2 separate regions of the Homo sapiens genome follow, and region 2 is linked to region 1. The links are chromatin loops, found by intact Hi-C in ENCODE. Cell type or tissue: IMR-90. All regions are shown on one strand.

What was found. Peaks named below come from ENCODE experiments on the same cell type or tissue, not always from the same donor. Only the 100,000 strongest peaks of a DNase experiment are listed, where the experiment ranks them.
Region 2: a loop joins it to region 1, with 14 times the contacts of the local background. A loop is called at or near these places in 8 of 110 quality-filtered maps.

Annotation. Positions count from the first base shown.
Region 1 is chr16:59,409,317-59,414,316 of GRCh38, forward strand. LOC107984824 (a long non-coding RNA gene) reads right to left here and starts at 3,127. Exons shown (of 3, transcript XR_001752330.1): 1 at 3,054-3,127; 2 at 2,159-2,360. It overlaps LOC105371298 (a long non-coding RNA gene), which reads right to left. Exons shown (of 5, transcript XR_001752331.2): 5 at 3,285-3,369. In IMR-90, a CTCF peak has its summit at 3,125; no DNase peak of the experiment used is centred here.
Region 2 is chr16:60,201,327-60,206,326 of GRCh38, forward strand. No RefSeq gene overlaps it. Among named protein-coding and RNA genes, the nearest start is that of LINC02141, 350 kb to the left of the region's middle. In IMR-90, a CTCF peak has its summit at 2,448 (motif pointing left); no DNase peak of the experiment used is centred here.

The DNA.
Region 1 (5,000 bases):
AGATGACATGATTGTATATCTAGAAAACCCCATCGTCTCAGCCCAAAATCTCCTTATGCTGATAGGCAACTTAAGCAAAGTCTCAGGATACAAAATCAATGTGCAAAAATCACAAGCATTCTTATACACCAATAACAGACAAACAGAGAGCCAAATCATGAGTGAACTCCCATTCACAATTGCATCAAAGGGAATAAAATACCTAGGAATCCAACTTACAAGGGACGTGAAGGACCTCTTCAAGGAGAACTACAAACCACTGCTTAATGAAATAAAAGAGGATACAAACAAATGGAAGAACATTCCATGCTCATGGGTAGGAAGAATCAATATCGTGAAAATGGCCTTACTGCCCAAGGTAATTTATAGATTCAATGCCATCCCCACCAAACTACCAATGACTTCCTTCACATAATTGGTAAAACTACTTTAAAGTTCATATGGAACCAAAAAAGAGCCCACATTGCCAAGTCAATCCTAAGCCAAAAGAAGAAAGCTGGAGGCATCACACTACCTGACTTCAAATTATACTACAAGGCTACAGTAACCAAAACAGCATGGTACTGGTACCAAAGTAGAGATATAGACCAATGGAACAGAACAGAGCCCTCAGAAATAATGCCACATATCTACAACCATCTGATCTTTGACAAACCTGAGAAAAACAAGCAATGGGGAAAGGATTCCCTATTTAATAAATGGTGCTGGGAAAACTGGCTAGCCATATGTGGAAAGCTGAAACTGTATCCCTTCCTTACACCTTATACAAAATTTAATTCAAGATGGATTAAAGACTTAAATATTAGACCTAAAACCATAAAAACCCTAGAAGAAAACCTAGGCAATACCATTCAGGACATAGGCATGGGCAAGGACTTCATGTCTAAAACACCAAAAGCAATGGCAACAAGAGACAAAATTGACAAATGGGATCTAATTAAACTAAAGAGCTTCTGCACAGCAAAAGAAACTACCATCAGAGTGAACAGGCAACCTACAAAATGGGAGAAAATTTCTGCAATCTACTCATCTGACAAAGGGCTAATATCCAGAATCTACAAAGAACTCAAACAAATTTACAAGAACAAAACAAACAACCCCATCAACAAGTGGACGAAGGATATGAACAGACACTTCTCAAAAGAAGACATTTATGCAGCCAACAGACACATGAAAAAATGCTCATCATCACTGGCCGTCAGAGAAATGCAAATCAAAACCACAATGAGATACCATCTCACACCAGTTAGCTTTATCTTAAATAACACAAACTATAATTTGAAAAAGATAAGGATACAAAGATGATAAGAGTCCTCTCACCTCCTTTCTGCCCTCAGCCTATCCTGCCTGCCTTCAATTGTTAAAGCTTTGCTGAGAAGCTGGAAGAAGAAGGTCAGGAAGCTCATCTAAACAGGGCTTTAAAGGGGTGCACAGGCTTTATTGTCAGACACAACTTGCATGGAAGTGAATTTGAAGCAAGTTATTATATCATGTGTATTAGTACAAAACCTCTTGATCTTTTTTTTCTGAAATTAAAGGCAGTAGGCTATTGCTGGATCTTGGATGGAGATTGATGTGGTTGAGAGGGTTGGGTTGTTGGGAGACAGGTGGACAGAGAGTGCATAGGGGTCACAGTATGGAGGGTTCTGGATACCACATGCAAAGTTAGCAGTTTTCCCTATACGTGATACTCGACCTCATTTATAGTTTTTAATAAATTTTAGAAGTGTTGCCCATTTTGGTGGCTAAGAAGTATTTCTACTGTGACAATAATGCTTTTGAAGGTTGGCTCTGAAACAGCATAAAGAAAGGCAGAAGCTACAGATTATTAGAACTGTGCAAGCTGGCCATGGTAATGTCCTAGTCCAAATTTAATTTTACTGGAAAGTCTTTCATAAATGATGAATGAACAAGGCTTCTACTACCAGTTCGTCTCCAATAAGCACTGAAACCACACACAGGAGAAGGTGAAGAACACATTTTCTGCAGAGACTGGTGATATTAAGCAAGAACCTGTCCTTTGTCTTGAGATATTTTTTTCTATCATTGTGTTGGACTGCAGAGATTTTGAATATCCTACTGTTTGTCACTCCAAAATAGGTCTTGTTGGGTGAGACTTTTTGACATCATAAGTAAAATATAGAAAATAATAAATTACCTGCTTTCATCCATAATTCTAAGCCAACATGCCTCTAGTCTTGAACTGGATTAGTTTAACTTGCCAAGCAAAAAGCATGCTGGTTGAAGCTCATTGCTCATCCAAAGCTCCCTTGAACTCGCTGTCATCTCTTAGGGATGCAGTCAGATTTGACTAAGATTTTGATCCTCTTCATAATTAATAGCAGACCATAATGTTGTTCCTATATTTACATATATTTAAAATATTTTGGTGTAATATAAATACTGTGTTCCTTATTGGTTTAGAGACAGAATATGATATTGATTTTTAAATAAATCCATAAAACTATTTTCCAACTGCAACCTTTATCAACTTTTATAACAATGGTTTAACTGTGTACCTTTCAATTATTATACTTCCAGTTGGACTTTATTAAGGCATTACTTGCTTTCCTTAATGAGACAACATGCAGTTTCCTTTTCTTTCTAATTTTTCTTTTTAAATGCATTCTTAAAAACACTATTTATTTTGCCTTAGAAACCATTTGTCCTTTATTTTTTCCAACAAAAATATTTGGGGTTTAATTAAAACTATCAAAAATGCCATTAAAAGATCATTAGTAAAAACACCTGCTGCCATTATTAGAAGCACTATTTTCCCTAGAGCCCAAAGGAAGCTTCAGCTTGCGCAAATGTGTATATCATGTACTTTATGGAATTGCACTGCTGGATTTCTGCCAGGGTTTGGAGATTTTTATCCATGCATCTCAGAAACTGCTCCACTTTATACAGCCTGAGAAAGTGCTATACCAAGTGAACAAAGTGCCTTACGATTTTGAATAAACTAATGGATCCAGGCTCCATTAGAACCTCACCTTCAATTTTAAATTGGAAGCAAGAGAAACTGGTAAAGTACAGGGAAAATCTTTACTCACCATTGCACTCCTGTCACATCAAAAGAATCCCAGATCTCTGCTGTCTGCAGCACATCTGTGATTTACCACTGGAAGGAGCTAGAGTAAAGAGATTGAAAGAGCACACCGTAACCAGGTATCAATGTGGTTAAAAATGACATAAAGGAAAATGATGAGCAAAAGAAAGACTGACCTTACCTTCTGAAAGACAGAGACTCAGGTTTGAAATTTCATGGCACTAAGATACATAAGATCATTTAAAAATGTTGAAATGTAGAACTTGTGCGTATAAGTCGTAAGACAAAAGCTTGAAAGCCTGTCATTTTCTTTTATTTTGCTTGCATCAAAGATTTGAAAGGGAAACAGTAAAAGAGATGGAGAGGAAATCAGAGGCTATTACTCTAACTCAGAGAACCTTTAAATCTTTACACAAAAGGGATCTCAGAAGAAGAGATCTGCCACAAATATTTAACTCTTTATTGGGCAAACCTTACAAACTTCTTATCTCAAATAAAGCTAAAATTTATTTGGCTTGACAGCAAAACTTTTTTCAGTTTAAGATGACTAACAATTCAGTAAGTATGAGAATACAGGTAGAATTAAAGTTGAAATTGAACTGATTTTTAAAATATTATTACCTGCTCCTTTTTTCCTGAAATATAAATTACTCTGTACTGATAGGAAATCCTGGGGTCTACATTCTTTTTTCGAGATGGAGTCTTGCTCTGTTGCCCAGACTGGAGTGCAGTGGCATGATCTCGGCTCACTGCAACTTCTGCCTCCAGGGTTCAAGCCTCCTGAGTATCAGGTAGCTGGGATTACAGACACGTGCCACCATGCCAGGCTAATTTTTGTATTTTCAGTAGAGACAGGGTTTCGCCATGTTGGCCAGGCTGGTCTTGAACTCCTGGTCTCAAGTGATCTGCCCACCTCGGCCTCCCAAAGTGCTGGGATTATAGGCATGAGCCACCGCACCCAGCCGAGACTACTTTCATAGTTAGAAATTTCTTCCCAATTTCTAAATTAACACAACTATTGATATTTCTTATAGAAAATAGGTAAATTAGTGAGTGTAAGTACAGAGGAATTACAGGCATATCTTGGAGTTTGGGTGCCAGGTCACTGCAATAAAGTGAGTCACAAACTTTTTGGTTTCCAGTGCATATAAAAGTTATGTTTGCACTATACTGTAGCCTGTAAAGTATGCAATAGCATTATGTCAATAAAAACAATGTAGGTACCATAATCAACAAATATTTTATTGCTAAAAATGCTAATGATTATCTGAGCTTCAGTGAGTCATAATCTTTTGGTAGTGGAGAGTCTTGCCTTGATATTGATGGCTGTTGACTGATCAAGGTGGTGGCTGATGGTTGTTGACTGATCAGGACAGTGGTTGCTGAGGGCTGATGTGGCTGTGGCAATTTCTTAAGACAACAATAAAGTTTGCTGCTTTAAGTTTTCCTTTCATGAAAGATTTCTCTATAGCATCCCATGCTGTTTGACAGCATTTTTACCCATGGTAGAAATTCCTTCAAAATTGGAGTCATTTCTCTCAAACCCTGCCACTACTTTCTCAACTAAGTTTATGTAATATTCTAAATCTTTCATTGTCATTTCCATGACGTTCACAGCATCTTCACCAGTAGTAGATTCCACCTCAAGAAACAACTTTTTAAATTCATCATGAGAAGCAACTCCTCAACCTTTCAAGTTTAATCATGAGATTGCAGCAGTTCAGTCACATCTTCAGGCTCCACTTTTAATTCCAGTTCTCTTGATATTTCCACCACATCTGTAATTATTTCCCCTACTGAAGTTTTGAACCCCTCAAAGCCATCCATGAGGATTGGAATCAACCTCTTCCAAATTCCCATTAATATTGATATTTTGACCTCTTCTCATGAGGTACAAGTTCTTAATGGCATCTAGAAGGGTGAATCCTTTCCAGAAGGTTTTCAATGTACT
Region 2 (5,000 bases), 790 kb after region 1:
AACTGCCTTGGGCACATGTCATCAGGACCTCCTGAGGCAGTGTCACAGGTGCACGTCCTTAACTCTGACAAATAAACCTCCTAAAATAATTGAGACTTGTCTCATCATTTGTCTCAATTGACACTTCCTACTGTAACAGTTTTGGTCACTGATTAAGACTGAGTTTGCAGATGTACATGCCTGTAAATGTAACTCTTAGCTGCCTTGATAAGAAGGATGGTGTAAAAAGATTGCCAGACGGTCCTGAGCAAAGGAGTCAGTAATTGTGTGTGTGGCAGCGGGTCGGGGTGGGGAATCTGATGTGCTGATTCTACAGCATGGTTATGAATCTTAAAAAACCAGGTTTCGTCTTGCCGGGCATGGTGGCTCATGCCCGTAATCCCAGCACTTTGGGAGGCTGAGGCGGGTGGATCACCTGAGGTAGGAAGTTCGCGACCAGCCTGACCAATATGGAGAAACCCTATCTCTACTAAAAATACAAAATTAGCCGGGCATGGTGGTGCATGCCTGTAATCCCAGCTACTCGGGAGGCTGAAGAAGGAGAATCGCTTGATCCCGGCAGGCAGAGATGGCGGTGAGCCAAGATCGCGCCACTGCACTCCAGCCTGGGCAACAATGGTGAAACTCCGTCTCAAAAAAAAAAAAAAAAAAAAGACAAAGAAAAAGCAGGTTTCATAACTATATCACTGTAACTTCCACAACTAGATGGGAAGCCAAAATCTGCATATTTACTTTCCTTTTTCTTTTTTTTCCCCAAGGGAATCTATCTTAATATCTAGGATAGTTAATTTTCTTCCTTTACAAAATAACACACAAATAACCTGCTCCATTTCAAATCTGGAATACTGTGAGAGTTTTTAAAAATCATTTTTAGTTTTTACTATCAAGCTTTTGATGTTAAAATATGTATGATTATAAAGCCTCAAGTAAGAATTAACTTTAAAGCCATAAGTAATTAATTCATTCAAGTTACCAGCCTTGAGTAGCACCCAAAATTGTAGCATTTCTTTCCTAATAAACCATATTTACAGTAAACTCTGAGTTCCTTTGGCAGAAACAAATGTGTGGCTGGAGATAATCTGTTCTAGCTAGTAATGATTAAAAATCTAAATACATAACTGTCTTTTAAACAGTCTTTATCCAAACTGCAGTTTGTGCCTCAAATTCAGAGATCCATGGTATAATATCATAATCTATTCCCCTAGATCAATATCTTGTAAATCACGAACCTGATTCTGAGTATAATATATTCAATTGAGTAGTGAGCATGGCATGGCATACCTATGAAACCTGGGGATAATGATTAGTTATCAGAAACTACACACTAATCTATTATATCTGACCAGAAGTTTGACTGAATGTATATTAAAATTGTCAGTGGCGTGTGAACCAGAGCAACTCCATCTTAAATAGGAGCTGGGTAAAATGAGGCTGAAGCCTACTGGGCTGCATTCCCAGACAGTTAAGGCATTCTAAGTCACAGGATGAGATAGGAGGTCAGCACAAAATACAGGTCACAAAGACCTTGCTGATAAAACAGCTTGCAGCAAAGGAGCCAGCCAAAACCCACTCAAACCAAAATGGCAATGACAGTGACCTCTGGTCGTCCTCACTGCTACACTCCCATCAGCGCCATGGCAATTTCCAAATGCCATGGCAACCTTAGGAAGTTACCCTATGTGGTCTAAAAAAGGGAGGCATGAATAATCCACCCCTTGTTTAGCATATAATCAAGAAATAACCATAAAAATGGGCAACCAGCAGCCCTCGGGGCTGCTCTGTCTATGGAATAGCCATTCTTTTATTCCTTTACTTTCTTAATAAACTTGCTTTCCCTTCGCACTGCGGGCTTCCATGAATTCTTTCTTGCATGAGACTCAAGAACCCTCTCTTGGAGTCTGGATCGGGACCCCTTTCCTATAACAATATGACTTCAGCAGAGTTTGGCTCAAAGTTGTTTTGAGATTTATGAAATGAATGCTATAAGGACAATAATGAGTTTAAATAAATCAATACTAAACTCGTGTCATTTACTTTATTAATACTGGTCCTCCAGAAACATAAACTCTGCCATTTTAGGTATTCATGTTTGTGTTCTTCGTTGAATTTGCTTGTTGTCATTTGTTTGTTCTAATGGATACTATTTACTATAGGGAGGAGGAAAAAAACAAATTACCTCCCTATGCGAAGCTGTCAGAATGGTGAGAAATTCATTCTAGCTTGTTGAGTTTTGAACAGAAATTAAACTACTGTTTTTCACCTTTGAAGTTAGTGCACTAAAGGAGGGTTGTGATGTTAGTAATGATTGTATGTGAGCTTTCTAGCTGTCCGTTTTGGGGATTATTATAAATTTTCACAGTGGATTGATTATAAGAAAGTTGGGGATTTGAGGGGTTTGTTTTTTGTTTTTGGCAGTAGTACACCAGAGAGCCACCTGCTGGCTTCCATGAAGAAACACATCTTTGATATCTGTGATTGGAAGAAAAAAGAAAAGGGAGGGAAAAAATAAAAAACAAAAAACAGTAACACCAATAAGCAAATCGTTTGAAGAGAATTGACTATTTGGAGGAAGGATATGTGACTCCAACATCTACATTTATTGCTGACATTTGTATTTTACATGGTTTTTCATATCCCTGTTAAAGGAATTGTTTTTAAAAAGTGATTTAGAGGGCCTTTTTTCTCTCGGAAGTCCCCTCTCTCTCACTAGAGAGAGAGCTGTTTTCCTTTCTCCTTTCTCTTTCTTTTGCCTATTAAACCTCTGCTCCTAAAAACATAAAAAATAAATAAAAATAAGTAATTTAGATTCATTAAATGTAGCAACAAACACCATCATGGTGTTGAAAAGTGTTTTCATTTTCATTATCTTATGGAAGTGAGTGTTATTCATATTTTATAGTTGGGGAAGGGCAGCTAGAAACTGAGGCCAACTGCTTTTCAGTTGAACAAGGACCTATGCCATGCATACAGCAGAGCCAGGACTTCTGATTCAACAGCAGCTGTCCTTTTCATCTTATTCAGAAATCTCATGCATCATTCTTCTTTGTATTACAATTTCTAAACTGCCTTTCACCATGTATTCACACTGCATGGTTACTAACATCATCGTTGTGAGTCATTATGATGATAAATTAAGATTGCCTTGTTAAATCCAGAAGCATGAACTGAAAGGGGGGATTGGTTTAGATATTATTTGAAGAGTAAGGGTGCCCTTTTATTCTATTTTAAATGCTAAATACCACTAGATTTAATTTCTAGTTGGAATAGCCTTACTAATTTTTAACCAAGTAAGATTTTTGTTATTATTCAAATGTAGGCGATTTGGTTTAATCCCATTCTTAGTCCCATGGGAGTTGAGGTTTTGTTGTCTTCTGTTGTCATTAGGCCAGTCAAAATACTAAATATTTCACTTGCATAATCTTTTTTTTTTTCTTTTTTTGAGATGGGAGTTTTGCTCTTGTCAGCCAGGCTGGAGTGCAATAGCCCAGTCTCGGCTCACTGCAACCTCTGCCTCCTGGTTCAAGCAATTCTCCTGCCTCAGCCTCTCAGCCTCCTGAGTAGCTGGAATTACAGGTGTGCACCACCACGCTTGGCTAATTTTTTTGTATTATTAGTAGAGACTGAGTTTCACCATGTTGGCCAGGCTGGTCTTGAACTCTTGACCTCAGGTGATCTGCCCGCCTCGGCCTCCCAAAGTGCTGGGATTGCAGGCATGAGCCACAGCGCACAGCTCACTTGCATAATCTTTTTACCTGCTATCAATTATTGGTAACTTTACATTTAATTGCCTAGTCAGCCTGCTCTCTTTTCTACTACTTGCATTGTTTTCTATTTCAAATGAAAACTACAGGAACTCTGCAGTCTAGGAATTTAAACTTGTAAATACAAGAAACAGTGATATGGCTTGCTTGGTCTTCCCAGCTCTCATTCACTAGTTGGATGTCATTGGAAAAGTTACTTAACCACCCTGAAGCATACCCTCTTCATCAGCAAGCATTAGGTTAATGATATCCACCATGAAATTAACAGAGAAGGTATTTAGGAATTTTCCATTCCATATAGGCTTTAAAGTGATTTTGTATATAAAAATGTTTTGTTTAAAAATATTTTATTTCACTCAACATTCATTAAGTACCTATTTTCCCATTCTATATTTTGAAACAATGCCCTTTTATTTATTTCAGCATTTGTAGGAAATATGATCAAGTCACGGATTTGAGAACTGGAGTACTGTAAAGATTGGGCTGTTCCAATTTATGTGACAGTCCATAATTTGATGAGTTCCCTAACCAATGTGATTCTGTTGTTTTGTCATGTTCAGGGACGGAAACTTAGTTATACTGGGAATCTGAATCATGACTTCTGAAGAACTACTATTTATAGAATACCTATTATATATGAGAAACTGTCATATTTAATGTCACTCTCATAATTGGAATATTCTTTTCCCTTTAAATAATTTTTCATTATATTTAGAATAAAACCCAAATTCCTATCTCTGGCTCCTTAGGCCGTTAATGATTGTGCCGCCATTCAGCTCTCCAAACTCCAAACGTATTGCTTTTTCCTGGTGCCATTGGCCTTTTCTCCTTTTCTCTCCTTGGTGAAGTCCCCACTAACTCAGGACCTTATTCACGTTTTCCTCTGTTTTGTATGCCTCCTCCAGCTCTTTGTTTGCTTAACTGTGTTCCCCCAAGTTACTTCCCCAGGAAGATTCTGCCATTCTAAGTATTCCAATCTTGCCCTTTACCCTTTGATATAATCTTTTATTGCATCTCTTACTTCACAAAAGTTATCATAATTTGAAATTGGGCATCTGGCTGTTTATATCAGCACTCCTTGGCTTCTTCCCAAATTCCAAAAGGCAGAGATGTTGACTGTTTCTTTATGAACAGGCAGCCCATCCAAGCACACTTTGTTAATAAACATATAGCCCTTCCTAGCAGTGTGCTTGGTCCGTAAAAGTCAATCAATGTATATGTGCACATTATGAGAATTAA